4 separate regions of the Mus musculus genome follow, and all the other regions are linked to region 1. A link is a loop called in an ENCODE intact Hi-C map of the cell type or tissue named here. Cell type or tissue: heart. All regions are shown on one strand. Each heading gives the region's core, and the rest is flanking DNA. Links, peaks and the distances in the headings are about the cores only. Region 1 holds the start of Gab1 (growth factor receptor bound protein 2-associated protein 1). Region 2 overlaps Gab1 (growth factor receptor bound protein 2-associated protein 1). Region 3 has its middle 15 kb from the start of Smarca5. Region 4 holds the start of Gm31223 (predicted gene, 31223).

The links. Peaks named below come from ENCODE experiments on the same cell type or tissue, not always from the same donor. Only the 100,000 strongest peaks of a DNase experiment are listed, where the experiment ranks them.
Region 2: it touches region 1 in a loop (6-fold over the local background); 14 of 42 quality-filtered maps call a loop at or near these places.
Region 3: it touches region 1 in a loop (3-fold over the local background); 13 of 42 quality-filtered maps call a loop at or near these places.
Region 4: a loop joins it to region 1, with 2.1 times the contacts of the local background. A loop is called at or near these places in 3 of 42 quality-filtered maps.

Annotation. Positions count from the first base shown.
Region 1 is chr8:80,876,040-80,883,447 of GRCm38, forward strand. Gab1 (growth factor receptor bound protein 2-associated protein 1) reads right to left here and starts at 4,440. Exons shown (of 10, transcript NM_021356.2): 1 at 3,493-4,440. The coding sequence starts at 3,564. In heart, for the core only: CTCF peaks have their summits at 2,890, 3,094, 3,821 and 4,644; DNase peaks (open chromatin) are centred at 2,852, 3,492 and 4,412; H3K4me3 peaks cover 3,783 bases; H3K27ac peaks cover 2,778 bases.
Region 2 is chr8:80,769,166-80,776,573 of GRCm38, forward strand. It overlaps Gab1 (growth factor receptor bound protein 2-associated protein 1), which reads right to left. Exons shown (of 10, transcript NM_021356.2): 7 at 5,769-5,862; 8 at 5,385-5,508; 9 at 486-608. It also overlaps the pseudogene Gm7997. Among named protein-coding and RNA genes, the nearest start is that of Smarca5, 33 kb to the left of the region's middle. In heart, for the core only: a CTCF peak has its summit at 3,765; no DNase peak of the experiment used is centred there.
Region 3 is chr8:80,750,325-80,757,732 of GRCm38, forward strand. No RefSeq gene overlaps it. Among named protein-coding and RNA genes, the nearest start is that of Smarca5, 15 kb to the left of the region's middle. In heart, for the core only: a CTCF peak has its summit at 3,191 (motif pointing right); a DNase peak (open chromatin) is centred at 3,217; H3K27ac peaks cover 411 bases.
Region 4 is chr8:80,947,073-80,954,480 of GRCm38, forward strand. It overlaps Gm31223 (predicted gene, 31223), which reads left to right and starts at 1,884. Exons shown (of 4, transcript NR_168642.1): 1 at 1,884-2,083; 2 at 3,485-3,627. In heart, for the core only: a CTCF peak has its summit at 2,802 (motif pointing right); DNase peaks (open chromatin) are centred at 1,529, 1,829 and 5,419.

The DNA of each region.
Region 1 (7,408 bases), core at 1,657-6,656:
GAGGAGAGGAGAGGAGAGGAGAGGAGAGGAGAGGAGAGGAGAGGAGAAGACATTTAAAAATATTGATTTAAAAATATTGCCAGGCAAGGTGGCACATGTCTTTTATCCCAGCACTTGGCAGGCAGAAGCAGACAAATCTCTGTGAGTTTCAGGCCAGCCATGACTACACAGTGAGAGCCTATCAGAAAAAAAAGAAGGAAGGGAGGGAGGGAGGGAGGGAGGGAGGGAGGGAGGGAGGGAGGGAGGGAGGGAGGGAGGGAGAGAAGAGAGAGAGAGAGAGAGAGAGAGAGAGAGAGAGAGAGAGAGAGAGAGAGAGAAGCCCTGTCAAGGGTGTGAAAACAGCTCAATTGCAGAACATTTGGAATTATGTGTGAGGCCTTGGGCTCAAGGCCTTGGGCTCTACTCCCACAGGCACACACATAAAAATTTGAAAAATAAAAACCATTATCAGCCGGGTGTGGTGGCGCACGCCTTTAATTCCAGCACTCGGAAGGCAGAGGCAGGCGGATTTCTGAGTTCGAGGCTAGCCTGGTCTACAAAGTGAGTTCCAGAACAGCCAGGGCTTTACAGAGAAACCCTGTCTCGAAAAACTAAAACAAAAACAAACAAAAAAAATTATCAATCATTCTTTGGCCTACTTTGCAGGATTCCTTTCACCAAAAAGAAAAAAAAGAAAAAAGGAAAAGAATAGAAAAATACACATAGCCATCCTACGTAGCCATCCCTTTAACAAAATCAAACTGGATGGATGCCCAAGTCAAAGGTTCAACATCCCGAGGATGTCAAATCTGAGGACTAAACCTGACAAATAAGTGTCACTTAGCAGACCTCAGTCATCCTCTTGGCTGTCACCTGTCTATTACCATCCTGGGCCATCCTCACCTACTCCACTAAACTGTAAAGAAACACTAGTCAGCTGGAGACATGGCTCACGTGATAAAATGCTTTCCACAGAAGCCCAAGAAACTCAGCCCAACCCCAGCTCCTTTGTAACAAGCCAAGCATGCTGCTGCAGTTTATAACCCCAACACTGGTGACGCAGAGACAGGAGGATGCCTGATCTCACTAACCAGCCCACAGCCGACTCTAATCCATAAGCCCCAGATCCCAGTGAGACCCTTTGAGCAAAGCAAGGTGGGTAGCTCCACTGGAATGACATGCCTGAGGCTGACCTCTGGCCACCACAAACGCACATGTGCATACATGCCTATGTGCATACCCACACACAAACACACACACACACACACACACACACACACACACACACACACACACACACAAACCACTAGTTTTCTACCAAGCAAGAAAACCCTTGGCTTCCCCCACCTCCTGCTTACTGAAACACAATTTAGGGACTGAGTTTTCTCCTGAAGGCATTTATAAAAACACCACCACTCAATGTAGACATGCAGATAAAAGCCACTTTGCATTCTGGCTGACTTTCTCTGCATTTACTTTAAGACTTTGTTGTTCCCCAAACTTTAAAAACTACTTAGGAGCAAAGGTTGGAGCACTGTGTATCCGATTGGTTCTTCTTCCTTGAGTTCTCAGCTAATTCACAGAAAGTCTAGACTGAAAAGACCTTAGACTTAATCTGAGCTTCACGTTTCGCAGACCCCCCTGAATTCAATCACTCTTCCCTGATTCAGAAGCTAACAGGTTTGGCATGATTGGGACTTTTGTGGGAGAACATTGCTGTGGTCATATAATGATACATATAAGTAAACATAATCATATTATTATTAATATCTTTATAAATAATCAGCTGTATTTGGTTTTTGTGCTTGTGTTTTCTATTTTTGAGACACGGTCCTGGCTAGCCTGGAATCTGCTATGGAGACCAGTTTGTCCACGGAGCCTCCCATTTCTGCCTCTGGAGTGCTGGGTGGTATTGGGCATATAATACCACCATATCTGTCCCTTATTAGTTGTCATTTTCCTTCCCTGCAAGGCTTTTCTCCTTACCTTGTGGCTGGTGCCTAGTACAGAACTCAGTATGTCTGGCAGGCCATAAGTAATGAAAGAATGCACCGGACTGCATGATCAGCAAATATATTGTACTTTAGTTTCCTCAAGAATCCTAAAACCGTCTTTCCTAAATAGTGCCTTACCTCTATCTCCTCACCCCTCATCGCCTCACCACAATCGTCTCTTTAGAACTAATTCTGAAGATGTCACTGCCACTCTCAAATTTCTGGAATCAAGTTGCCATCTTTACCAAGAAATCCAAGCAAACTGTGACAGATGGAGAGACATCTTTGGGGAACCTCTGACAATTTGTCAAATCACATCTTTCAATGAAATTACTTGGCTGTATTAAATTATACCAGAAGGTGAGCCCGAAACTCGCTGGTGAGCTCCGTGAAAATAAATATTGCCTGGTTTCACACAAGCAAGCGAGTAGTCCGATGATTCTTGGTGTAGACGCCCCTCCACCAGAAACAGGTTTCATCAAAACAGGTAGTAAACTCTAATTAAGTGGGTACACGTTTTGCTTTTGGGAAACACATTTCACCCTAAAAATACTTGTTTCAAATGCCGGTACAAAGTGTCATTTCTTTACTGACAGGGTACATCGCAAAATTAGCCAATCTGAAGGAAGACTTAGGACCCTAGATTCCCGATGAGGATATAGTTCCACTCAAGTATTATAGGCTCCTTCAAGATACAGTTTTCCTAACCGTGAACACAGTCATCTCACAATCAGCATCTTGAATCAATTACGCAAATACCAGTTAAGCCGTTCTGGTGCCCGGGAAAAGAAACGCCAGCATCAAGAAATCCCTGTTGGCTTCAGCTGTCCCCTCCTGCGGGGCTTGACAGCGCTTCTAAGGCGCCCAAACACCAGCCACCAGGCTCCCCCCAGCGCCCTCCTGCCGAATCAAACCGCCAGGGTTCTCAGGCCAAAATCCAGTGTCCTCAAAGCAAAACCATGAAAATGCTAAGCAGACGGCAGGGTTCATAAGAACTTTTTTCCCCTTTCCCTTGAGCGAATATTTTGAGAAGTTTGCCTATATTATCCACTTCTTGCGTCCACAGTTCACTTCCCTCCACCTCCTGGAGGCGCAAAGGAGAGCGGGCGCGGACCCAATCGAGAACCCATGAGTACTTACTACCTCCGCGGTTTCTCGGGGAGGGGAGATTTAACAGCTCCATGAGAATCTGATACAGATAATAAAAGAAGGCTCTTTCTCCCTGTTTCACTCCACCCTTGCTAAATGGAAATAACAACAACCAAAGTATGCAGCCAGTTTTGAGCTGGAAAACTGGGCTTCTCTAACAGGCAACGAGGCCTACAAGGGAGGCAGTCTGCAATATGGAGGGAGAAAGTTTGGCCGCCGAGTGGACGTCAGGGTGGGAGTGGACCGCACCCGGTCCGGAGCCCGCCGGCCGAGAGACGGATCGAGGAAAAGGAGGGCGGGATTCGTGGAAGAGCCAACCGGGCGCGCAGGCTGCTGCAGCGGGGCAGACGGTGACCTGACCTGTACTTACATAACGCTTCAACTTCTTCTCCGGGGGCGACTTGCGGAGCCATCCCGAGCAAACCACTTCGCCGCCGCTCATGGTGCACGCCGTGAGGACTCGAGGACCAGACACCAAAGGGGTCGGTGGACACAGTGGACGCGCTCCGTGCACGGCGGGCACGGCAGTCAAACGCAGCCCAGAGGACGTCTCAGATTCCCCCGACGGGGCGGCCCGGCTCCCCGCGCCCTGTGTCGGCGATCGAACCTCTCCCGCAGATTCGCGGACTGAAGAGGAACTCGATCGGGAACCGCGGGGACCAGGGCTCGCCGACCTTCTTTCAGTGCGCCCTCCTGGCCGCCAGGCGCGCCGTCCCGCCGCCTAGGCAGCGGTCGGGCTCCGCTGGGACTCTGTCCGGACAGGGAGCCCAGAACTGGAAGCCCTGCGCTCCGCCCCTTGGAAACGGGACCTCCCGCGGGTGCTCCCCGCTGCGGACCCCACGCTGCACGCGCACACACAATGCCCGCGCGCGGTGTCCGCTCCGCTCCGCTCCGCCCGTTGGCGCATTCACACTGAGAGGGGCTCGATCTTCTCTTTCCCTCTGCTCGGAAAAGGGCGCCTGGGAAGGCGTGCGGCGTCCGGGTGGCAGCCGGCACAGGGGCAGGTCCTGATCAGCCTAGGGAGTTCGCGGACCAGCAGCGAGGGTCAGGGCGTCGCCGGGCGTCGGGGAGGTCGCGGGTCCGCGGTGGGAGGGTGGGTCTGCGCTCCAGCCTCGGATGAGGGCGGGGATCAGCACAGGGACGAGGCGCAGGGCGGCTCTGCTTCGGGGAGGGACCCCTCTGTCCTGTCCCCTGCGCTCCTCCCCCACCCCGGGGGCGCGCGGCGGGTTCGGGGAGGCGCGGCCTGGGCCCCGGCCCTCCTCCTCCTAGCCTTTCTGCCTCCCCTTCCCACGATCGGTCGCCTCTAGCTTCAGCCCAGACTTTCTCTGAAACTCCTCCGGAGCGCTTCCAGCCAAAACAACAAGGGCTGGGGAGGCGGGGCCGGCGCTGGGAGGGAGCGAGATGGCAGAGGCACCCTGGGATCTGTAGTCAGCAGGCGCGCTGGGGTCCTCGCCGCCCCGCCGCCCCGGGCCCGCGCGCTATGGAAGGCGGCGGTCTCCGGGAACGCAGCGCCACCCCAGTGTGAGAGCGGGAGTGCCGGGCACTCTCGCCAGCTCCGACTGAGTTTGCCATCTTGACAACCCCCAGGGTCAGGAGTTTGTACTCGGCTGTGCCTTCGCGATCCAGAGTTTTCGGAAGGATTTCCCTACTTGACAGTCTGAAAAAATAACCCAGCCAGGAGGAGAACTCACTCAAGCGGGTCCTGGCTGCTCGAGAGACTGAAGGACTGCGTCTCCCGGACCAGGAGCGCGCTAGGACCCTCACTGTGCACCCAGAGACCAAGGGGGTGGGGGACCTCCTGGGTGCCTAGGGCCTGACCCAGGAGCTGTTCTACCGAGTGATGCTACCGCTTAGCCTCCACAAAGCGTTCAGCTGCGTGTATCTCTAAGACAGGATAAAGTCTCACACTGCTTCCACTCATGGGCTGTTTCTTCCAGTTGGCGTTGTGTTTGTTTAAAACCTGCGCTAGGATGTTGGACAGGAAAAGAAATCATTCTGGGTACCCTAATTCTATTTGCCTTTTTGTGTGTTTTACAGTTATTATATCTGGGCTGAGTTTGACACAGTCTTGTAACAGACTCTTCTTTACGGGTGTGTTTGAAACAAAGCCTTGGAACAAATTTTAGAAGGCAATATAATCAGACAAAAATTTTAAAGAGTTGGGCATGGTGATGCATGTCTTTAATTCCAGCGCTTGGGAGGCCGAGGCAGGCAGATTTCTGTGAGTTTAAGGCCAGTTTTGTCCACAAAGTGAGTTCTAAGGCGACCAGGACTACATAAAGAGGCCCTGTCTCAAAAAGGGAGTTTGTGTGAAAATACAAATAGATAAACAAGCATTTCTGAGAAGCATGAGTTTGGGGCTCTCCTAATAAATGTGTGTTCTGAGTCTGAAACCTTGGGGGTCGTAAAGAGGAAAAGGTGCTGGGAGCCCTGCCTGGCAGAACCCCTGTAATCCCAGGCCTGCCAAGGTAGGTAGGGGAGGGGGAGGGAAAGAAAGACTAGAGAGAGACATGGAGGCAGGAGTGAAGAAATTAAAGAAAGAAAAGAAAAGTAGATGCTAAGTTAATAATAAGACAAAAGCCCTTGCATATAAGAAGAGACAGTGCCCTTTGTTTTTGCCATAAAGTGCTTTTGAAATGGAAAAGTGTAATCTATCTTGTATTATTTAACTTTTGGAATTTCAAATAGAGCTTTTTTCCCAAATAAGTTTCACTTATTCCATTTCTATATACAAAAATCTACACCTGCAGTTAGAAACTTACACCTGCAACCCCAGCACTTGGGAAACTGAGGCAGGAGGATTATTGTGAGTTCTAGGTCAGCCTAAGCTTGATAGAGTATAAGAACCAATCTCCAAAAAAGAAGATGAATTTAAAGTGTTGCATTAAGACCTGGCAAATGGCTCTGGGTGAAGAACACTGGCTGCTCTTGCAGAGAATCTGGATTTTACTCTTAAACCTCTATGGTCCCAGAAGGTCAGCTATCCTTTTCCAGTCTCCATAGGTATCAGGCATGCACATGGATCACAGGCATACATGTAAGCAAAACACACATACACACATACACATAAAATGAATAATTTTTAAAAGTATTGCCTAAGATTTATGCTTGAGCCCATGAGATATGCCTCCACATATTGCACAAGCAGCAAAAGGAGACTGAGTGACACACCAGGCATAGCTTGAACATAGGAAATTTCAAAGCCCTCCCGCTCCAAACACGCACATACTTCCTCCAACAAGGCCACGCCTCCTAATAGTGCCACTCCTTATGGACTAAGCATTCAAACACATGAGTCTATGGGGACTATACATATTCAAACCACCACACATTATTATATAAAAAATTATATATTATATTTAAATTATACCACTTTCACATCATGTATTGAATCATATTTATGTATGTGCATTATAAGATTTGCAGTGTGATGGCGCATGCTTCTGATGTTAGCATGTAGATGGCTGAGGCAGTGTGAGAACCTCTCCAAAAAAAATAAATGAATAAATAAGTAAATAATTGGCATTCTGGGAAATGCTATTATATATAAATGGGCTGAGTTTTATTCCACAGCAAATGTTTACAGAATGTCTGATACTGGAATACCATAGTGAGGAAGGGTAGACACGTTCTCTCCTCCTCTATCTTGGAAAGAAAAAAATATTACAGGTAATTAACCTCCAAATGTCTATAATTTAGTTGATACATTTTATGGAAGAAAAATATATAAATATTTAGGCATATGTTGGAGAATTCACCCTTCAAGAGGGGAGGGGGAGTAGGTTGAGATTGACTCCTTTGAGCTAAAGACTTCACACAGAACTCTCAGGACCCATAGGTGCAGCATACAGCTTGGAGAAGCCACAGACAATGTAGATCCACAGGTGCTGGGGCTGCTAGGAGCTAGAAAAGAACTGGATACATTCGGCAACAAAGAGAGTGAGCACAGCATTAACCCTGGGTGAGAACCCCGAGGCAGCCAGAGAGGAACGCAGGTGCCTGCTTGGAGGGTGTTTTGTTTTGTCTTGAGACTTGTTCTTATGAATCCTCTGCTAGCCTTATCTTGGATGGCCTTGCGCTTTTGATCCTCCAGCCTTTGCCTCATTGGAGCTGGGATCACTAGGGAGCACCACCAAGCCCAATTTGAGAATCTTTCTGAATTTAGACCTCTTCCTTAAAGCATATGGCCCTAGCATCACATCAGTCAACTCTGAAAAGGTAGTGTTACTCCAGCTTCCAACTTTAACTGCACATCTCCTGCCTGATTTTCCGAGTCACCATATGAC
Region 2 (7,408 bases), core at 933-5,932, 110 kb before region 1:
TCTTCCAGTCTCTGAGGGACACTGCACCCATGTGCATATACCCACATATATGTTAAATATTTAAAAAACCCACCAAAACCAAAGAATTATAAAGAAACTGTGTAATTGGTAGGTTTAATAGAAATTAAAATTTAAGACAAAACAGCATATGACTTGAGCCATGAGCCATGTTCTCCTTTTCTTCCTTTTTACAGATAAATTCTGTCTTCCCTGTGCTGGGATTAAAGATGTGGCTACCCCACTCATCCAAGCCACATTTTCTTCATTCTAAAGACAGCAAAAGCACTGACCATGACGAGTAGAAACTGCACAACTGACCGACCTCTACAAAGGGAGAAACAAATCTATCAGACTTCATGATTCTGTTGCTTGTGACTTAGGAAACAACAGTCACTAAATTTAAATAATCAGGCCCCCAACTTTCCCCAAAGAACATGGTCCCTCAAAGTGTGCTTGACCTATCTAGAGAACACGGGCTCACTTACCTTCCGTGGTGGCGTGGACTTCCCAGAATCTAGGTCTAAATCCAGGTATTCGACTTGTTTGTCTCCTTTGGGTTTATTCATCGGGCTGCTTCCCCCATCAAGGCTGTTGCTGGCAAAGAGATTCTGAAAACAGAACAGCGAACAGTGGGCAGACACTCAGGAGATGCCCTCTTCTCCCACCCTCTCTTGTTCCCCCTGGGGGATGGGGAGGGTCACTACCTTGTTCAAAAATGGTCTTGAACTCCTGGGCTCTGAAGTTAAATTTAGTTAAACTAATACTCAGCCTGAGTGCTGTAGCCACTGGTAACTGTCCCTTACTCAAGTAAATAACTTTACTCATGTTTGCACAGGTAAGTAACCCTTCGCAGAAACAAACTGCGAGGCTCTGAAAGAAAATGGTCCCCCCATTGGCACATTGAGAGTGGCGCCATTAGGAGGTGAGGCCTTGTTGGAATGGGTGTGTCACTTGAGGTCTCTTTCAGGTCTCAGAAGCTCAAGTCTGCCTCCGGCTCAGACATTCACTTCTGTTGCCTGCCCTCTCAGAAGCAGAATGCTCAGCTCCTTCTCAGGCACCAGGCCTTCCTGGATGCTGCCATGCTTCCCACCAAGGTGATAATGGATTGAACCTCTGAACTATAAACCAGCCCCAATGGAATGTTTTCCTTTATATGAGTTGCCGTGGTCATGGTGTCTCTTCAGAGCAATAGAAACCCTAACCAAGATGCACACACACACACACACACACACACACACACACACACACACACACTCAGAATTATGTAAAGAGTAATAATAAAAAAAAGTCTTAGACATCAAGTCACAGACAGCTGCAAAAGCTCTCATTCTTAAAACCATGCAGGTCTGGGTGTGAAAGCGCACTTGTAATTCCGATATCCGGAAGCCGATGATGAAGGAGAATTACAAGTTCAAGACTGTCCTAGGCTGGTGCTGGAGCCACTGTCGCTGAGCCCAGGCCACGCTGCTGCTTGCCCATCACCCCCCATCGTGCTCTAGCGGTCTCAAAAGATTCAAAGTCCAAGATGGCAACCCTCAAAGACCAGCTGACTGTGGATCTTAAGGAAGAACAGGTCCCCCAGAACAAGATTAGAGTTGTTGGGGTTGGTGCTGTTGGCATGGCTTGTGCCATCCGTATCTTAATGAAGGACTTGGCGGATGTCATGGAAGACAAGCTAAAGGGAGAGATGATGGATCTCCAGCGTGGCAACCTCTTCCTTAAAACACCAAAAACGGTCTCCAGCAAAGACAACTGTGTGACTGCAAACTCCAAGCTGGTCATCACAGCAGGGGCCGTCAGCAAGAAGGAGAGAGCTGACTTAATCTGGTCCAGCGAAACGTGAACATCTTCAAGTTCATCCTTCCCAACATTGTCAAGTACAGTCCACACTGCACGCTGCTGATTGTCTCAAATCCTTTGGATATTTTGACCTAAGTGGCTCGGAAAATCAGTGGCTGTCTCAAAAGTCGAGTTATTGGAAGTGGTTGCCATCTGGGTTCAGTTCGGTTCCGTTACCTGATGGGAGAAAGGCTGGGGGTTCACCCTCTGAGCTGTCACAGCTGGGTCCTGGGAGAACATGGCAACTCCAGTGTCCCTGTGTGGAGTGGTGTGAACGTTGCTGGCGTCTCCCTGAAGTCTCTGAACCCAGAACTGGGCACTGATACAGACTGTTTTAAGGAGCAGTGGAAGGAGGCTCAAAAGCAGGTGGTGGACAGTGCATATACGACGATCAAGCTGAGAGGTTACACATCCTGGACCATTGGCCTCTCTGTGGCAGACTTGGCCAAGAGCATAACGAAGAACCTTAGGCGGGTGCATCCCATTTCCACCATGATTAAAGGTCTCTATGGAATCAATGATGACGTTTTCCTCAGTGTCCCAAGTATCTTGGGACAAAATGGAATCTCAGATGTTGTGAAGGTGACATTGACTCCTGAGGAAGAGACCCGCCTGAAGAAGAGTGCAGACACCCTCTGGGGAATCGAGAAGGAGCTGCAGTTCTAAAGTCTTCCCAGTGTCCTCGCACTTCACTGTCCAGGCTGCAGCAGGGATTCTATGGAGACCACACCCTTCTCATCTGAGCTGTGGTTAGTACAATGATGTTGAGGTGGTGTGGGGAAACATCTCAGTTCCCACAGCTCTGCCCTGCTGCCAAGTGGTACTTGTGTAGTGGTAACCTGGTTAGTGTGACAGTCCCACTGTCTCCGAGACACACTGCCAACTGTGCAGGCTTTGATTACCCTGCGAGCCTTCTGCATTGCTGCCCTGTGCACCCTCACCAAGCATGCCTAGGCCAACGAGTTCCCAGTTAGTCATAACCTGGCTCCAGTGTGTACGTCCATTATGTATAACTTTGCATAAATATTCTACAGGATATTTTATGTATTATATGTGTCTGTAGTGTGCACTGCAATATTATGTGAAATGTAAGATCTGCATATGGGTGATGGAACCAACCACTTAAATGTCATGCCAATGAAAACACCAAATAAACCTTGAACAGTGAAAAAGGACTGTCCTAGGTTAACAACTGCAACTTCATATCTCAAAACAAAGCAAAACAAAAGAAAACCATATATGTATGTACCCAGTTACATTATTATAGTGAAGGATCCTCATATTTCTTGCTTTCAAAGGGAGGGGAGGGGAAAGAATATGACATATATATATATATATATATATATATATATATATATATATATATATATATATGTATGTATGTATTTCTTTGGTTTTTTCGAGACAGGGTTTCTCTGTGTAGCCCTGGCTGTCCTGGAACTCACTCTGTAGACCAGGCTGGCCTCGAACTCAGAAATCCACCTGCCTCTGCCTCCCAAGTTTTGGGTTCAAACATGTGTGCCACCACTGCCCGGCCAAAACATATTGCATTAAAAATTTAATAAAGGGTCTGGAGAGATGGCTCAGTGGTTAAGAGCACTGACTGTTTTTCTGAAGGTCCTGAGTTCAAATCCCAGCAACCACATGGTGGCTCACAACCATCCATAATGAAATCTGATACCAGCTACAGTGTACTTACATACAATAATAAATAAATCTTAAAAAAATTAATAAAGAATTAAAGATCCACATTTAACTTTTAGGTATTTAGAGAAGAATGAATTTGGAGTACATTAACTAAAGGATGTGGATCATGACTGCGGTCCTTCCAGTAACTTTTCTGTTTTCTCTTAGTCTGATGCCATTCTTCCTCTAAGAAGCATATGATAAAACTCTCTAGAATCATGTAGCACAACCAGGAAGATAGAGGGCAGCACTAACAAGTAAGAACAAACAAGCTTGATGTAGAGAAACAGAAACAGACTTTGGCAAGAACTTTCAGACCAATGGCGCAGCTCACAAGAATTCAGGAACATCTGGATGCCCAGTTAAAATGGCTGGCACCCCTCGCCCCTTTCCTAGGTTATGAGAAAGGAACCCTGAAATGTGCAATAACAATCTTTTTGTCCTCTGAAGGACACCATCTTTCACTCTCAGCTTGGGGTGAGGGTAACACTTTGTGTCTAAAGGTGACAACTGCAAACACACCCATGCCCTACCTTGCGCTGGCTGGGACAATTTTTACAATATTATAAAGTCATAAAAGCAAGGCATAAATCCCTAGGACCTGGCACAGTCAACTGCAGCCAGCTGTTCCCCAAGAGAATCTGTCAGCATTTCTCACTGAACTCTGTCTAATTATCAGCAGAACTGGACTTCTTTTTCATCTTAAAGTAGGGCTGAAACCCAGCTGTTAGACTCTACAGTAGCCTGTCACCCAGTGTTTTCCACACAGTTTTTAGAGAAACTTTTAAGATTCAGAGACTGTTCTAGATATTCTGTATATCAAGGAAAAAAACAAACAATAGTGCTAGGTTTTCTAAAATTCTTACATATAGAAAACTGAGTGATGCTTCTGTTATTCCCTAGGGACAGTTATGGCAGAAGTGCTGGACCATGGCTAAAATTTAGGCCATCTAGTTAGAGTTCACTTGGTGGACGTGTGACTTGACCTTTACACACAAATCAGATGTGGTAATGAGTCTGTCCTAGCTTTTCTAAGACTATTAATTTTGTTTACACTGATTTAATAAGTCCAAGAGCATGTTAGCCCTGTGAACTTCCATGGCATTCCATCAACACACCGTGTTCCAAGAGTGAAGAGCTCTGATGAAGCTTGCTTGACAATCTAATGCAGGGCTGGGAGGGTCAGAGTCGTGGTGGCACGGGAAGCTGCAGAGGGGACAGTTGACTTTTCAGCTGTACCTGGCACACAGCAGACGTTACCCGATGCCCTGGGTAGAGGTGCTGCAGTGAACCATCTGCAGTGTACTGGAAGCTGAACTCCAGTAAGAGCAGCACGTGCTCTCTGGCCCCAGTGTCGGCCAGTTTGCTTATGTGGAATTTTGAAAATTTATCACCTCATATTTCTTTGAACATATCATATCAAGCAAGCTCCTTGTCTCACTTCACTATAGGTCATAAGGCCAATAGCTTTGCTGTGCCACTAGCCACAACCATGTGTCACCACTGGCCCAAAGTGACAACACTGAGCAATCACAGACACTCCTAACACTCCAAGTCACGGACACCTTCTCTGTCTTTATAAGTTGATTGCCTCGGGAACTTGCTACAAGCTACAGAAAGCTGTAATGAAAACCTTCATGTTTTCACTGATTTCCAACTGTACAAACAGAACAGTTTGATCCCAGCTGGTCTGAGACTTTGACAGTACGTAAGAAAGCATCACTTAAAAATTATTTCATTGTTTTTTCAAGGATAGGAAGAAAGACGGGAGGGTAAATGTGTACAGATAGAACACTTTAAGCTGAACTCGCTTCAAAGGGCAGCTCAGGTAGAGAAATGAACACGAGGCCTGCACATACCGGGTCTTCGCCAGACAGATTTGGATTCATGGGGACATAGTTCTCTTCACTGTCATGAGAGTCGCTGCTCGATGTCGTACTGTGCACAGAATCAGGCCGAGGGGACATGGGAAACCTAGAGGAGCTAGAGAAAGTGACATCATGAACCTAACGGAACAGGTGTCAAATCACCCCACATACCCACCCATATAAAAGCAATCTCCAACATGCTCTTTCTGCAATGGTCATTAGTTTACAGTTACATATCGGGCATTTTTATTATGACAAATGAAGATACTCTTGACTTTGGGCTTTCTCTAGATTCTTTTTCAACCCATCTCTCTTGAAATAAACAATTTTCATTGTCTTGCCACTCCAACTGTGCGTTTTCAGTAGAACACTTACTCCCGAGCGAAGCTCCTGGTGATGGGAGATCTGACTGGGGCTTGCAGCTCTTCCCATTCTGACAGAGGTTTTATGTCTAAAGGTGCCGGCTTGACTGCAAAGAAAGGGAGGGACGGTGTGAGTGGACAGAACTTCACAAAATAAACAAGGCCCCCTCAATGCTGCAATTCACACTTGGTAGGCAGACATCGTCTTACACAGAGTCTAACGCTCAGCAACGAAAGGTCTAACCTCTACTACTGCTCCTACTATATATGGCTTCAACACAACGATACTGCTTGACTCAGCTCAAGGTCTAACCTCTACCTGTAAATATAAATTAAACGACAACGTAAAGTATGCCCCTTTAAAGCTCCTCTGGGCACTGCTCGCATTAATGAATTGTTTTATGAATCTCATCTTCATCTGTGTCAGACATGGTCCCCACTATTGAAGCCTCAGTATAGTTTTTCATATGTAAAATGATGTGTAGAAAGCACTAAAATCGTTGCTACACCCCAAACCAAAAGAATCATAAAAAACAACAAAACAAAACCTCCTAGGTTTTCTTACTTTGGGTTCAAAAATATGTAATCATAATCAACTATCTTATCAACAGCACAGGGGCACAAAGTTCTCGTTTCAAAGCTGCAGATCACATAGGCTCACAGCTCAAGCAGAGTAAAGATAGAGTTAGAAATCTTGAGTTAAGAGCTTTCCCATCTGTATCCTTAAAACAGACACATACAGCATCCTGGGCTGAAGAAAGGGGACTTTTCTTCATGTTCCCTTTTTAAAAACAAACAAACAAACAAACAAAACAAAAACTTAAAAAGGTGAATAAGAGTTTAGCTGTCATTTTCTAAGCCATGCCATAGTAAAAACACTGAAATTATTTCTTATTCTATTTCACAACAGAAAACAACATATACATATACAAAGACAGGAGACAACCTGGGCTCACAGCAGCCCAGAAGCAGAAGGGAAACAATGAGTTACTGCCTGGAAAGGTAAGGAGGATGGAGGGAGGGAGCCAAGCCTGACTGAGGGCACACACTATCAGATAATCCCCGTGCAGTGAGGACGCAGGCCTGCTGCGCACCTCCATCTCCAGATGTGCTCTCTTATAACTATCACACAGGGACGGCTGGCAATAGCAGCCCTACATAAGCTCTCCTTCTTTTTATCTGAAGAAAAAAAAAAACCATAAAAATAAATAAAATCCCAGTGCCCCACATAGGTACATACCCTTTCTTCTTGTAGCAAAGTCACCTATGGTTTGTGAATCAGTTCGCTCTAAACCATGGGGTTTGGGTCTTAAAATTTTAGGACTCTGACCTAATTGGTAAAAAGAAGACTCTCTTATTAAAAATGTTATTTTTAAATTGGAAAATGGATTCTGTTACACAAACAAACAATAAAAGAAACAGAGTCGTGTGCAGAAATGTGACATATTAAAAGCATAAACAAAAACTTGTTAGCGAAAGACATCCAGTCTCGCTAGACACAATTCATGCTCAGTGCACCAGAATGCAGGGAATGGCATGCTACAGCGTCACAGGCACAGGGGACGAGAGAGGGCTGGCTAAAGGGACAAGCAGCTGCTTGCTTTTCCTTCCTTGAGGAAAGGAAGGAAGCACATGGGCCATGTTAGTGTGTCT
Region 3 (7,408 bases), core at 749-5,748, 130 kb before region 1:
TTACATTGCCCAAGACTCAAACCAGTGGAGGAAAGGGCTCCCGAGGCTCCATCCCACTGGAGGGCCAGCTGGGCGGGCAATGTTACTTTTTTTTCAGAGGTCTGGCCACATGCTCAAGGAAGCAGCTCTAATAACTTTGAGAGGGTTGTTTTTAAACAATGGAGGAAGCATTGAAATTACCTCTAGGTGGAAAGAGGCCCAAGGGTTAAGCCTGCAGATCAGGCACCTGGCTAAGGAACCACCCTAGGGAGGAGGGTTCACCTTAAGATAATACACTTTTCCTTCCCAGAATTCCTGTGCTCTGGTGCAGTCCCTAAGAGATGAGCTCCTTGAGGTGTGGTTGGGTCTGTGCATAAAGTTTCAGAAGGGCAGAACTCCCCCATACTCTTTCCTTTGTTTTTAAACCACTAGACTAAGGGTCTGGACTCCCTTGCTCTCCCTGGAGCTCCATCCCTGCCCTGCGGCTGCCTGTTAGTGGCACCTCCAAGGCTTATCTTCTCCATTGTCCTCCACACAGCTTCAAGGTTGTACAGCTTCCTTGCCCTGGAGTTTACTTTTTAAACTGAATGCATTACCCTTGAATATCCATTCAAGTCTCTCTTTAATTCTTTTCTTAATGAAAACTTTTCAAGGAGGCCTGAGTTCTCCGGTGTCATCTGATGGCACTCCTGGGACTCCCAATATTTTTAGTAACACATTCCCTCCTGCCTTTTCTATAATTGGGAGAGAAAATGAACCTATTCCAGTACCTTAGGCAGCAGGAAGGGTGGCACAGGTACCTCCAGGGGAACCTGGAGCGAGTCCTGAAACTAACTGAGGGGGATTGTTATATGTATGACATTGTCAGATAATTTAAAATATTACTTAAAGAGAAAGAAATTACGGTAATTGGTCATCTGGCACATTGGTTAGATTTCACAGAACTGAGAACGGAAGCCAGGGAGTGGATGTCTGCAGTAGGTGGAGAAGACGTCCCTGGGATTCCCAGGAGTGGCCTGAGGACAGTGTACTGTGAGTGTGTCACCCTGAAGTTTGCTGAAAGGAGCAAAAGGCACTGTCACTAGGGTAGAGAGTGAGTGGCCAGAGTGTGGACAGAAGCCTCCAAAAAGGAGTTACTGAAGGGAAGATGGGTCCTAACACTGGCTTATGGGAGAAGAAGGGGAGATAGCTTGACACTAAATACCTCTGACTGACTCACTATGCAAGTCCCAGCAATCAGGAGGCAGAGGCAGGTGGATCTCTTTGAGTTTATTTACATCTTGTCTTCAGAGGGAGACCCTGTCACAAAAAGAAAACAAACAAACAAACAAACAAACAAACAAAAAAACAGATGAAGTTATATAAACTAACCAGGCCAACAAGGGCAAAGGTCACATATTCTTTCTGCAAACTGTTTATCTCTGAGTGCCCATGGGAGTCGGGAAACTAGGAAGGGGACTTGGAGCCAGGGTTGCTTTAAGGAAAGTGGAGAGGACACAGGTGGCAGCGGGGGTGGGGGACACTGGAATGAAAAGGTTTGAGCATGGAGGAGGACTGGAAGATTTAAGGAGATGGGAGTGGGGGTGGGGGGTTCCAAATGAAGGGTCTGTGTAAAGGCCTCTGTGGAAACCTCCCCTCCTGTAACAAATAAATACACGAGAAGTTGAAGGAGTTGCCTGCCTTCACGGCTAGGTGACAGATGTTGTTGCTCGTGCCAGGAAACCCAAAGACTACCAAGGAGCCAATTCAGATACAATAGCATTAGGGTATCTTTAGTCAAGCTTGAGCTTGGGCCACACCACCAGCTCTGACGCAGAAGAATGGGAGAGGACCCCAAGTCTAGTTTCAGGCAAATATTTATAGAGGCAAGAAAGGGGTATCTAGCCTGGTACACATCTGATGGGGGCGGGGTGGGGGGAATTGTGGCCTTTAACATAATTGGCTGGTGCTGGGAGCCAAACCATAAACTTAACTTCTGCTTTCCTTCTGATTTGTGGTTGTTAGGAAGTGAAGTGTCAGGGGCAGGCTTGTAACCTGGGGGTGCAGATTTGTTGGGGAATGATCTGGAAACTGATGCTAGACACAGGTCTTGTTGGGGGCATGGCCTGGAAACTAGTGCTAGTTACTAGCCTGTTATTTAAGCTTGAGTTCAACCTTAGATCAGGTTCTCTAAGATGGAGTCAACCCAAAAGATCTGGTCTCTCAGCCTTGGGTCACTCACTCAGAAACGTTCCACTCCCACAGGTGGAACAGCTCTGTGGGAGTTGGTCGGGGAGGTCCCAGAGCCCCTCCTGCTCACGGACAATGCAGGCTTTGTCAGGCTTCTAGGTTGCTTATCATAACCGTAACAGGAGACTCTGCTGCCACCGGTCTCGATTGCAACAATGGGGACATCAAGATGGGTGGGAACCTATAATCCTGGTTAACAACTCATGCTGGGGGGAGGGGGGTCCAAGGTAGGGGAAGAAGATTAATATTGTTCTTTAACGAAATCAACATAGCATCAAACTGCTTTTAGAATAGGTACATTTATACTCCAAAGAAAAGCTACTCTTCAGCTTCAGTCAGACAGGCCTCTGCAGAGAATGGCTCAGACTGAATGCATAAGATGCAGAGAGTAAGCAATGGTCGAGGGCTCGGCCATAAACAAGACATCCATCCATACTAGTGCTTTAAGGCTCACCGATTGCTAGGAAGAGGGAGTAGGACATATGTAAGAGCTGGAAGGCGGGGCAAAGGGCTGTGGAATGCCATCCATATGCTTAACACAACCTTTGCAATCACAAAATCAAAACTTGCATTACACAAGACTGGGCCTGTCAATGATCCAGGTTAGAAAGAGGTTTGCGCTTAGCACCCGTTAGTGCTAAACTGTTAGGTTCTGAAAGATTCTGGGAGAGGATGAAGTCGCTGTCTTCAGTGTATACCCACTGCAGAGCCTATCAGGCCCCACTGGAGAGTTCCATACCATCAGAAGGACAGATATCCCTGGTAAAGTAAAGAGACTGGGGTGAGGGAGGGGTAGACAGGGATAGTAGAGAAATGGGGGAGGGAGAGGAGAGATTGGTCAGTGTGCATTATGTGCGTAGGTGAAGTTGTCAAAGAGCAAATTTAATTAATAAAGAACCTGTTGAACAGAGAACCTCTTAAGAGGCATGGTAAAGAGTGTATTCCCATTGTCAGAGGTCCTGAAGATTCAGTTTTGTCCACAAGAGGGCGCAGGCGGCTCCCTAACAATCACAGCGGCAGACCAGCTGCCATGAAATCCTGTGGAAGAGGCGAGAGCTCCTTCAGCAACCTAACTGAAGTCACATCAGTACATGTGCATTTGTCCACAACAGCACAGATTCCCTTGGAAGCACACATAACTTGGATATGGAAAGAAGAAACTGTGTTCATGTTTGGAACTTGTGACTGTAATATTTATTAAAAACATCTTGTGAAAATACCTTATAGGGAACAACATTTTGTGAACATCTTTAGACTTATGTATGAATTTTAAGAAAGGGCTGTGAAGAACACAATATAAAGCAGCCATCATGATGTTTTCAGGAAGCCTGCCACTTCACATTAGTAGCTTTCTTGTTCTGTTTTACATTGTTGTGTTTTGGATTGGCAGAGTTTTGGTTGGTTGGTTGCTTTGCTTTTTTATCGTTTGCATGCAGTGTTAGGTTTTATTATAACGTTTTCAAACAATTGTTACTTCTGTTGTTCTTCCCTCTCCCTCCTCTTTAACCCCTTCCTCCTCCTGTCCCTCCATGTCCAGCAGCCTCCTTTTGACCTTTGCAGCACCTGTCCCTTTGTCCTCCCCCCATTTCTTTTTTTTTTTCTTTCAGATACTTTATTTTAGGAAAACCCAACTGAGAAGATTATAACTCTCTGTCCAATATATTTGCATAAAAACAATGTACATGTCAGTTTAGGTGAGGCAATGGTATTTGGAGCTGGACTTTCTAAATTCAAATTGCAACCAACATATATGCTATTGGGATTTTAATATATAAAATAACTTTCATCTCATTTATTCTTTCTAAAATATTAGAAACATCCACATCTTCTACTCACTAGTTTTTTACACATAAGTATTCATATATAACTTATAAGACTTTGGAAAATACACAAGGAGTTTCAAAGTATTGCAATTGATTGCTGGAATATAGAAAATAGTCAGTAAATTACAATAATTCCATTAAATTATTTCAGTGGATCATAAGCACATGTAACTAAGACTGATTATTAACTAGAAACTCATATGCATAAATTCCTTTCATTTCAAGCTGAGCCTCAAATTAAAAACATGGTTTCTTTGTGTTTTTTCCCTCAACATGCTATTTTCTCAAGTATGTAAATGTTGTCTATTGGTACATTTCAAAGATTAGAGCTACTTGTATGTTTGTCTTTCGTATTTCTGTCAAGTTGTGGGAATAATCTATCAAATTTATATTAAGAAGTTGTTGCACAATACAGGTCATAAAAATTTTAAAGATGCCATTATAAATCAAATCCCCTTTAAGATATCTTAATGACAAAACACATCTAATTTCAATATTAGAATTAGCTGAATTTAAGTTAGTGACATAAAGAGAACGTTGGCCTTATTTTGAACCATTTTGAGAAGTACAAAGCCATTTTCCATCAATTCTATTTTGTCTTAAGATTTTTTTTAATTAGGTATTTTCCTCATTTACATTTCCAATGCTATCCCAAAAGTCCCCCATACCCTCCCACCCACCCACCCCCACTTTTTGGCCCTGGCATTCCCCTGTACTGGGGCATATAAAGTTTGCAAGTCCAATGGGCCTCTCTTTCCAGTGATGGCCGACTAGGCCATCTTTTTTTTTTGTTTGTTTTTTTTGTTTTTTTTTGTTTTTTTGGTTTTTCGAGACAGGGTTTCTCTGTATAGCCCTGGCTGTCCTAGAACTCACTTTGTAGACCAGGCTGGCCTCAAACTCAGAAATCCGCCTGCCTCTGCCTCCTGAGTGCTGGGATTAAAGGCGTGCGCCACCACGCCCGGCATTAGGCCATCTTTTGATACATATGCAGCTAGAGTCAAGAGCTCCGGGGTACTGGTTAGTTCATAATGTTGTTCCACTTATAGGGTTGCAGATCTCTTTAGCTCCTTGGGTACTTTCTCTAGCTCCTCCATTGGGAGCCCTGTGATACATCCAATAGCTAACTGTGAGCATCCACTTCTGTGTTTGCTAGGCCCCGGCCCTCCATTTCTTAATATCTGTCCTCCTTCCCTGGTCTCCTTTATAGTTTCATACCCTATACTCAGGCTCACACCCACATATATACATACATACACACATACACATATACATAGGTACATGCACACATATACACATTCGTAAGTGCATACATATGTACATACATATACATACACACATACATATACGCATACAAAAGTGCAATATGCATACATATATATGTACATACATAAGTACATACATACATATGCACTGAGTTTGGGCTTCTATTATACAATACTTTCCAGATATATTTTCCTGTGAATGTATTTTTTCTTACAGCTGAATAAAAATTCTGTTGTGTGTACATACCACATTTTTATTATCCATTTGTCTGTTGAGGGCATCTCAGTAGCTTCCATTCCTTTGCTAATTGTGACTAGAGAAGCAATGAGTGTAGGTGAGCAGGTCTCTCTGAGGTACAAGATTGAGTCCTTTGGGTATCTGCAGCTCACACAGCAGTTTTGTATTCTAGATTTTGAGACACTTCCATATTAATTTCCATAAATGATTTTCTTCATGTCCTTTGTTGTCTGCTGCTTTTCTTTCTCATTTTTTTTGTTTTTTATTTTCTAAGAACGAAGCTTTCTACATAGTCCTGGCTGTCTTGGAACTCACTATGTAAACCAGGTTGGCCTCAGTCTCACAGAGATCTACCTTCCTCTGCCTCCTGGGTGTTGGGATTAAGGTGTGCACTATCCTGACCAGCTTCAGTTGATCTCTTGATCATAAACACTCATATAAGCACCATAGGGCAAAACAGTATTGAGAAAACAGTGTGGAAGAAGTCTTTACGAGATTTCGAATTTGTAGTGCAGCACTGTGATAATGAAATGTCCTCCTAAGAAAAGCACACTCAGCAAGCATCAGAACAGAACCCCAGCTGTGTGGGTTCTTAGGCAGTGTGGCTTCTGTCAATAAATGCTGGTGGACAGGAATGAAAGAAGGAATGTGTATCAGTGTTCAGTGGGCTATAGGTATACTTGTGAAGGGCAAGACCATAATGATGTTAACAGGTGTGGAAATGGACACTTTTAATCCCAGCACTCGGGAGGCAGAGGCAAGCAGATCTCCCTGAGATCATGAATAGTCTGGTCTATGTAATAAGTTGCTGGCCAATAAGGGCTACACAGTAAGACCACATTTCAAAACAACAACAATAACAACAACAACAACAACAACAACAACCATCACCACCATCAACAACAAAAACCCAGCAACAATGCTTATATAGAAAAACTCAGGGTTTTGGAATAAGAGGACCAAAATGATTACCCCCAAATGAAACCTTGATGAAGTGCAATCTCAAAAATTAAGATCATCAATATATACCATTAAAAGAATCTAAGGGAAAAAACCACTACAGGGCATATTTATAAGCCATTTAGTTGACAAAACAGTCACAACTTAAATGCCAGGCATGGGGACAATTAGGTATCTGGGTTGAGGAACCATTGTACCATTGGTTGGTCTCTCATTAAGATGCAGGAAGTCACCAAAGCAGCTGTTGGTTGCAGCTGTGCACCACCTTACATTGGTTGGCAGTGATTGCTCTATCTGGAATAGACTGTTGGAAACAAATCAAACTTGTGGAAAGAGGGTGAGTGACCTTGTTGCAAGGAAAGCTAGCTAGAAATGTGGTTTGTCTAATCTTTTCATATTTGGGGTGTGTGTGTGTGTTTATTGCATAAATGCCACAGTATACCTGTGGTGGGTGGTCAGAGGACAACTTTGGGTGGGAGGAGGGCATGTTAGGTCCTGGGGATCAAACTTGTGTAGTCAGACCTGATTTATTCACTTGGCTTTTTTTTTTTTAATCTATCAGTTTCTGAAGTCTCCAGGGAAGCATTCAAGGAAGAGGCAAGGTTAGTAGTTAAGCAAGGAACTGCCAAAGCTCCTAACTTTCTTCATGATGGTTGATAGATGTTTGTTAATCATAGGCTTGTTATAGTGATGAATATGTTGACTGTTGAGGCTTTTTTTTTTTTTTCTCTATGCCTGGCCTCTTCTCTGCCTCTTCAAATGTCCGAGAGGGGACTATTGAAATATTTTTTTGTTGTTGTTGTTTTTGAGACAGGGTTTCTCTGTATAGCCCTGGATGTCCTGGAACTCACTCTGTAGACCAGGCTGGCCTCAAACACATAAATCCACCTGCCTCTGTCTCCCAAGTGCTGGGATTA
Region 4 (7,408 bases), core at 860-5,859, 70 kb after region 1:
GAACATGTTTGTTACCCACTATACCATAAGAACATCTTTGCTTTGGTTTTCAAAAGTCAGAAACCAGGGAAAGGTTCCCAGAGAATTGTTCCTCAACCAGAATAGAGTAAACCAAGAAAGCTGTCAGGGAGGCAGCTGGCACAGGATAAGGCTGGCAGGAAAAAACGGGAGAAAATGCCTGGAACATTTGTTACTATGGACCAGGAGGCTCTTCCTCTGTCTGTCTAGCGCCAGCCCTACAGAGACAGGGACAGAGAAGTTACTTGAAAAGGGGATATCTGGAAAGACATCTCAGCTTGTTAGGGTCACAGAAAGAGGCTGTGAAGTGAGCAAAGCACTCTGGGTTTTTAACACAACCTGAGGGAAAAGCCTAGCAGGGCTTGACATCATGGACTCGGGGTGGGTTTGGGAGAAGAAGGTGAACTCAACAAGCTGACAAGATGGCAAACCTTCAGCTATTATTGGTAGGTGAGAGAAACCGAGGCAAGAGTTCAGCTCCATACATTGTTTCTGTAGCCATTAGGCTGACACTTGCTGTATGTACTTTCACTTGCCCTAGCTAATCATCACACATGGGTGAGTTTCTTCTTTATAAACGAAGAGCTCTCTTTTGAGGTGGGATGGGGTCAGAAGCACCAGTGGGTGAAGTGATGGATCTCAGGGCACTGCCTTAGGAAGAAGGCATGAAGAACTCACTCATGATCATAGTTCAGGATGAACTTAACCAGTCCATACCCAAACATGCCCACACACCCTACTTCTATACTGAGCACAGCAGTAAAAAGAAGCACAACTTTCTTGCCTCTTTTCAGCTTCCCCTCCAGTTTTCCTTTCTTCTTCTTTTTGTTATGTTGCTGTTTTGTTTTTCGAGACAATGTTTCTCTGTGTAGCCCTGGCTATCCTGGAATTCTCTCTGTAGACCAGGCTGGTCTCAGATTCAGAGATCTACCTGGCTCTGCCTCCAGAGTGCTGGAATTAAAGGCATGAATTGAATGAACCACCACTGCCTGGCTCTCTCTCTCTCTCTCTCTCTCTCTCTCTCTCTCTCTCTCTCTCTCTCTCTCTCTTGCTTTCCTTCCTTCCTTTTTTCTTTTTTTTTCCTTTTTTTTGTTATTGCTTTGTTGTTTCTGTCAAGATCTCATAGATTTACCTTTCTCAGTTTGGCCTCTAACTTGCTGTGTAGCTGAAGGTCCTCCTATGTCTATCTAACTCTTGACTGCTGACTGATGTCAAGGCTCTGTGCCATCCATCATGCCTGGTATATGTGGATGAAACCCACAGCTTCTTGAATGCTAGGAAAGCAATTCTCTCAACTGAGCTATACCCCTAGCCCTTCCCAGCCTTTCTGTTTCTTCCAGTTCTCCTGGGATCCTATGGGTCACAGACAGTCATCATCAGGGCAAGGAAGGAGCAGAAGATGAACTGATGGGGGCAGGGACAGGGTGTTCTGAGGCAGTGCCCCGCACTTCTGCCTGCCACTGGCAGGAAGGATGAGGATCAAAGTTAACTGGAGCCATTGCTACAAACAGGAAGGAGCTCGTGCACAGAGCTGACGTGCATGAGACGGCCTGTGTGTATGAGTCAAACGTGTATGCACACATTTTTACTGTAAGACTTGGGAAATGACAGAGTAGGGATTGATACATCGAAACTGAGTGAGGGAGACTGTGCTGGGGTTTTGGGTCATCTTCCCTTGGGTCTGCCATTTTGATGACTTATTGCAGTTTCTCAAGGCTCTCCTTGACCCACCCTCAACCCCACCCCCCAGAGGTTTGTCCAGATCAAACTGAAGAAGTGGCCATTTTTGCTGGCCACTCCCCCACGACCTATGACCTAGATGAACTCTGCACATTTTAAAAGCTGGTGTCTTCCTCTTTTGAGGTATTTCCTGGATACTTAAGCAGCCTTGTCTACTTGCTGGCAGCTTAGTTGAGGAAAAGGGTGGGGGTGGGTGCCTTCACTTTAATTTCTTCTGGTCCAGCTGACAGGATCAGCAGAAAACTAATTGTGGTTTCCTGTTTCAGCTAGCTGGAGTTTTTAATCAAGACAGCAGTTAATGGTATTTTGGAAGTTTACAAAATATGTAAGTGATCCAGTTTCTCTATATTCTTGCCAGAATTTGGTGTTTATACTTTTAAAAAAAAATTTCTTTATTCTTGGGCTAAAGATTAAAGTCAGGGCCTAAACCGTTCTTCTAACTGGGAACCAAGCATTCAAATATACGAGCTTATGGGGGCTACCCTTATTCAAACTACCTCTCTTTCTCTCTCTCTCTCTCTCTCTCTCTCTCTCTCTCTCTCTCTGTAAGAGCAAGTGCTCTTACCCACTCACCCGTCCCCTGCACCCCTGTCCCTCCCTCCGAGTGAGCCCTCTCCGCAGCTCCCCACATGCCTTTTGCTCTCTCCCACTGTCTTTTAGGGATGGCGCTTTTGTACCATCTGCATCTCCCTCTGCCAGCTTTTGATGGATGATGCGCTCAGTGTTGCCTGTCAGGACTTTTGGGGCTAACTCTGCATCCTGAGTAGTCTCTCCCTCCTGTACCTTCCAGTCATTTGCCTAGCTTATCTCTTCAAATGCTTCTGCAGTGAATCCTTCCACTGAGTGCTAAGGGTCAGAGCCTCAAGGCTCCACTCCAACCCTGTCAAGTTTCACTCTCCACCCCCTTTCTGTTACGGTATTTTCCATTTCTTAATGCATTCTGTTCCTTTACTGAGATTTTCAACTTTTTCTTTGTTGAAGGAGAATGTATGCTTTTTTCCCCCAAAGATTTATTTATTTGTTTTATGTATATGACTATACCATTGCTCTCTTCAGACACACCAGAAGAGGGCATCAGATCCCATTACAGATGGTTGTGATCCACCATGTCATTGATGGGAATTGAGTTCAGGACCTTCGGAAGAGCAGTCATTGCTCTCAACCACTGAGCCATCTCTCCAGTCCAGAATTTATTCTTGATAGTGGAAATACTCTTATGATAACTGCTTTAAAATCCTTCTCAAGCAATTTCCCACCTCTGATTTTTTTTTTTTTTTTGGCTTTAGTAAGTTAACTGCCTTTCCCTCCTCTTCTCTTTGTTTAAGACATAGTTTCACTGTGTATCCTTCTGCCTTGTCTTCCAAATTCTAGGATTGCAAGAAGGCACCATGTCCAATAAAGTCAGTGTCTCCCTCTCTCCTCCCTTCCTCCCTCCCTCCCTCTCCCCTCTCCCTCCCTCTTTTCCCCCTTCCAGTGTGATGATTGGGTTTAATGCTAACTTGACCACACATTAGAATCACCAAGATGGGAACCTTATCTGAGAAATTGTCCTGATCGACTTTACTGATGTGGAAGACCCACTCCAAGCCTGTGTGGCACAGATTAAAGGAAGGTGCTGCAGAAGGAAAATTAATTACCTTTTGTTTGCTTGGGTGTCCCTCTGGCCAGTGAGTTATTTTACTCTGTTGCTTCTTCAGCTGATTCCTTCCTGGTTCTTCCTGATTAGAACTGCTGAGGCTCCAGCCTTGTGAACTGAGACTAGTGGGTCATTGTCCTCTCTGGGATGAGAAAGCTACTGTGGGACCACTTCGAACTGCTGAGGAACCATCCTCAAGGACAAAACAACTATGGGACACTTAGCCTCTTAAGGTGAGACACCTGTTGTTACTATGGTAACATATACTGATTTATTTTCATCCTATGGGTTCTAGTCCTTCAGAGAACCAGGGTCTTGAGCATGTGTGATCCTCCTGCCTCAACCTACACAGTCCTGGAGCTTGCTGGAACATGTACTGAGCCTGATATATGTGGTGCTGGGGAGTTGAACGTAGGGCTCTGTCCATGTTGACAGTGCTTCGTTCAGACAGCCAGACAGCTGACTTGCTATCATCTGGCCGAGGAGTGCTTCAAGCATTTTCTCCCTTGACCAGCTTTGCACAACTGGAATAGTATTCTTTGGGTTCATAAAAAGAAAAATAAGTCTGATCTTTTCGACCTTGTCTGACTGTACCTTCCCCTGTAAGTTACCCAAACTGCAGACTGAGCCTCTGGGAAGCAACAGTAAGCTCACACTGCCACCAGCTTGTGTAACTGCATATGTTGGGCAGGTGATATTTGTGTTTTTACTTTGGTAGTATGCCTAAATCCCATTTCCTCTCCACATTTAGGTAATTTTTAAATTTGCCATTCAGTGGTATGTGTGTGTGTGTGTGTGTGTGTGTGTGTGTGTGTGTGTGTGTGTGCTGGAGCAAGGCCCTATGCACTGGCTGTGTATTCTTTTTTTTTTTTTTTTTTTTTTGGTTTTTTGAGACAGGGTTTCTCTGTATAGCCCTGGCTGTCCTGGAACTCACTTTGTAGACCAGGCTGGCCTCGAACTCAGAAATCCACCTGCCTCTGCCTCCCAAGTGCTGGGATTAAAGGCGTGCGCCACCACCGCCCGGCCTGGCTGTGTATTCTAATTCTCTGGTCCGGTACTCTGAACCTGCCTGGATGGTGAACATCACATACATGCTAGAATAAAAACAAAACAAAACAAAACAAAACAAAACAAAACAAAACAAAAACATTTAGCCTTAGGAACATGTCAAAAGCACAGATTCCTAAGCACAGGTCATTGACTTTGGAAATCCAAGGAGAGAGGTCCTTCCTGTCCACCCTGCACACTATGGGTACCTTTGGGGAGGTCCCTTTTAATTCAGTACATATGTGGAATGCTTGCTTGTCTTGTAAAGACTCTTAAGACAGGTTAACAGACACTACTCACGTTCATCCTCAGACACGATGGATGCCCCTAACAAAGGTACATTTTCATTTAGCTGTAGCACATCCCAAGCCCTCACAGCAGGGGAGTTGTGCTTGTGCAGTGGCACTGCCTACCTAGCCTAGGCAACTATGCAACAGGAGAACACTGGCCCTCCCCTACCCCAGTCTCCCCTGCTCCTATTGCAATGCCTGACAAGCTGGAGAAGATGCTATTTAACAATGAACTCTCCTAGGTCTGGTAATTGTAGCTCAGTGATGGAGAGGGCTTGCCTGGCAGAATCAAGGCCCTGAGTTGGAGCCTCGGTACCAACCCAAAACATAAAGAGTCCGACACACCGGAGCTGGGGCAGCCACTGAGGGAGAGGGGTGGAAGAGCTTCTGATTCCCACAAGAACACTCAGTGCTTTGGTGCGAAAGATTAACGACTAAATAACTGACAGTAATATAAGTCATAAAGACAAATACTAGGAAGAGATTAAAATGGTCCGGCTGGTGGTCACCAAAAGGGGTTAATTGCTAATTTATGGGAACAAGGGAACCGCTTTAGGGGAAGTTGCTTTCCTTGCCTGCAGACAGGCAGTGCAGTGTGAGAGAGCTTCCTGCTCTGGGGTGCATCTTCCTTTTTCCTGAAAGGAGAGATTCTTCTTCTTTTTAGTATTTATTTATTTATTTATCTAACAAAATCTTCCTGTTACTAAGAGGCTGCTTCCTGCGGAAAGTCCTGAATAGCGTGTGGTGATTAGAAAACAAAAAGCAGTGTGTGATAATCATGGGTCAGGATCCCTGGTGCTTAAGTCAGGAAGGAAAAAAAATGTTAACTGAATTCTCAACTCAGACTGTCCAGGGGCCTTGGGGAATCCCTGTTTTTGGTTTTAGCAATTTGTTTTTGGCTTATGAGCAACCTCAGATGGTAACAGCTTTGCTAATTGGATCAGAGCCCTGCCAGTGTAAATCATTTTAAGGGTGTGAACACTCCCTCCCCCCTTAATTATATTTGCTGTTATTGAATTCTCTGATGACCAAGAAAAATGATGTAGACTTCAGTGATTGCATTTTCCACCAAGGGAGCTATTAACTCTTGAGATGAGAGAGTACGCAACAGATCTGTTTGGACTCTGTTGTCTTATCAATAAAATATTTCATTAAAATCCAACCAGGTTCTTCTGGGGAATTTCTCACTAATTTTCAGCATAAACGTGACTGCAAAATGTAGGAAAAATGATGTGTTATTTTTTTTCTTCAGATAATTTCTTCCATGCAAAAGTTTATATAATTTGCCACTTGCCAATAGCAAACCAGTGGTGGACTCATTAGTGCTCTGAGTGGCTATAAAAGAGGGTTGTGGGGAATGTGGTTCTTTTAGTAAAATGTTTGAATCCCCATCATCAGTGTAAAAGCCAGATGTAGATATGTGTGCTGGTAATCCCTGGTGCTCACTCGCCAGCCACTGTAGCTGAATTCATGAGCTCCGGCTTCAGTGAGAGACCCTGTCTCAAAATATAAGGTGGAAAACTATGGGGGAAGGTACCTAATATCTACTTTGGCTTACACACACACATGCTCATGGATGCACGCATGTACACACACACACAACACACACACACGACACACAAGCACACACTCATGCAACACATGTGCACACAAATGAAGAATTGAAATATTGAATTTTTACTAACTACTGAAAATAAAGGCACATGGGTGAAAGCAATGAGGTAAAATTAATATCCCACAAAAAGGTGAGAGAAGACAGGATGGTTGGGTAAGTAAGGGTTTTTGTTACCATCCATGGAAACCTGCGTTTGAACCTCCCTTTGTACTTGAAGGGAAGGAGAGAACGACTCTCACAAGTTGTCCTCTTACCTACTCGCATGCATGCGCGTGCGCACACACACACACACAAATGAAACTTTAAAAAAAGCAAAAATATAGCAGGCATGGTGGTGGCACACAACTTTAATCCAAGCCCTCAGGAGGCAGAGGCAGGTGGATCTCTATGAGTTCAAGGCTAGCCTGGTCTATAGAATGAGTTCTGGGACAGCCAGCCAGAGCTACATAATAGACCATGTCTCAAACAAATAAACAACAAACTAAAATAGAAAAATTATAAAAGCTAAAGATAAAAGTAGGAAAATATATTTCTTTTCAAACAGAAAGAGAGAGAAAGAAATAAAGGAAGGAAAAAAGAGAGAAAGAAAGAAACAAAGGAAACCAAAAGGAGGGGAAGACAGAGGCAGACTTTCTGGTGACTCTGATGTTTGGGGTGCAGTGAGTTGACCTTTTCCAGACCCTTTATTCCATCTGAAATATCATCTCAACAAACTTGTCAGAGGCAGATCACTTACTTCTTGTGCCTCAGTGCCCCTGAACTGTCTGTTTGTGAGGAGGACGGAGCCCATGGATTTATCTCCATGGGATATGTGGACAGGGTGCCAATCCATCCTCTTCTGTGCTTTATTAACTCACACATACGAGATCTAATCTCTGGACAATCCCCAGTAATGCTCCTAAAGGTTTATTTATCATTACTGGGGTGTGGGCACATGGACATGCTCACGAGAGTTGGCACATAACGCTATGGTGTGCCGGTGGAGATCAGAGGAAGACGGTGTGGATTCAAGTCTTGCCTTTCATCTTTACATGGATTCCAGGGATTAAATTCTGGTCATCA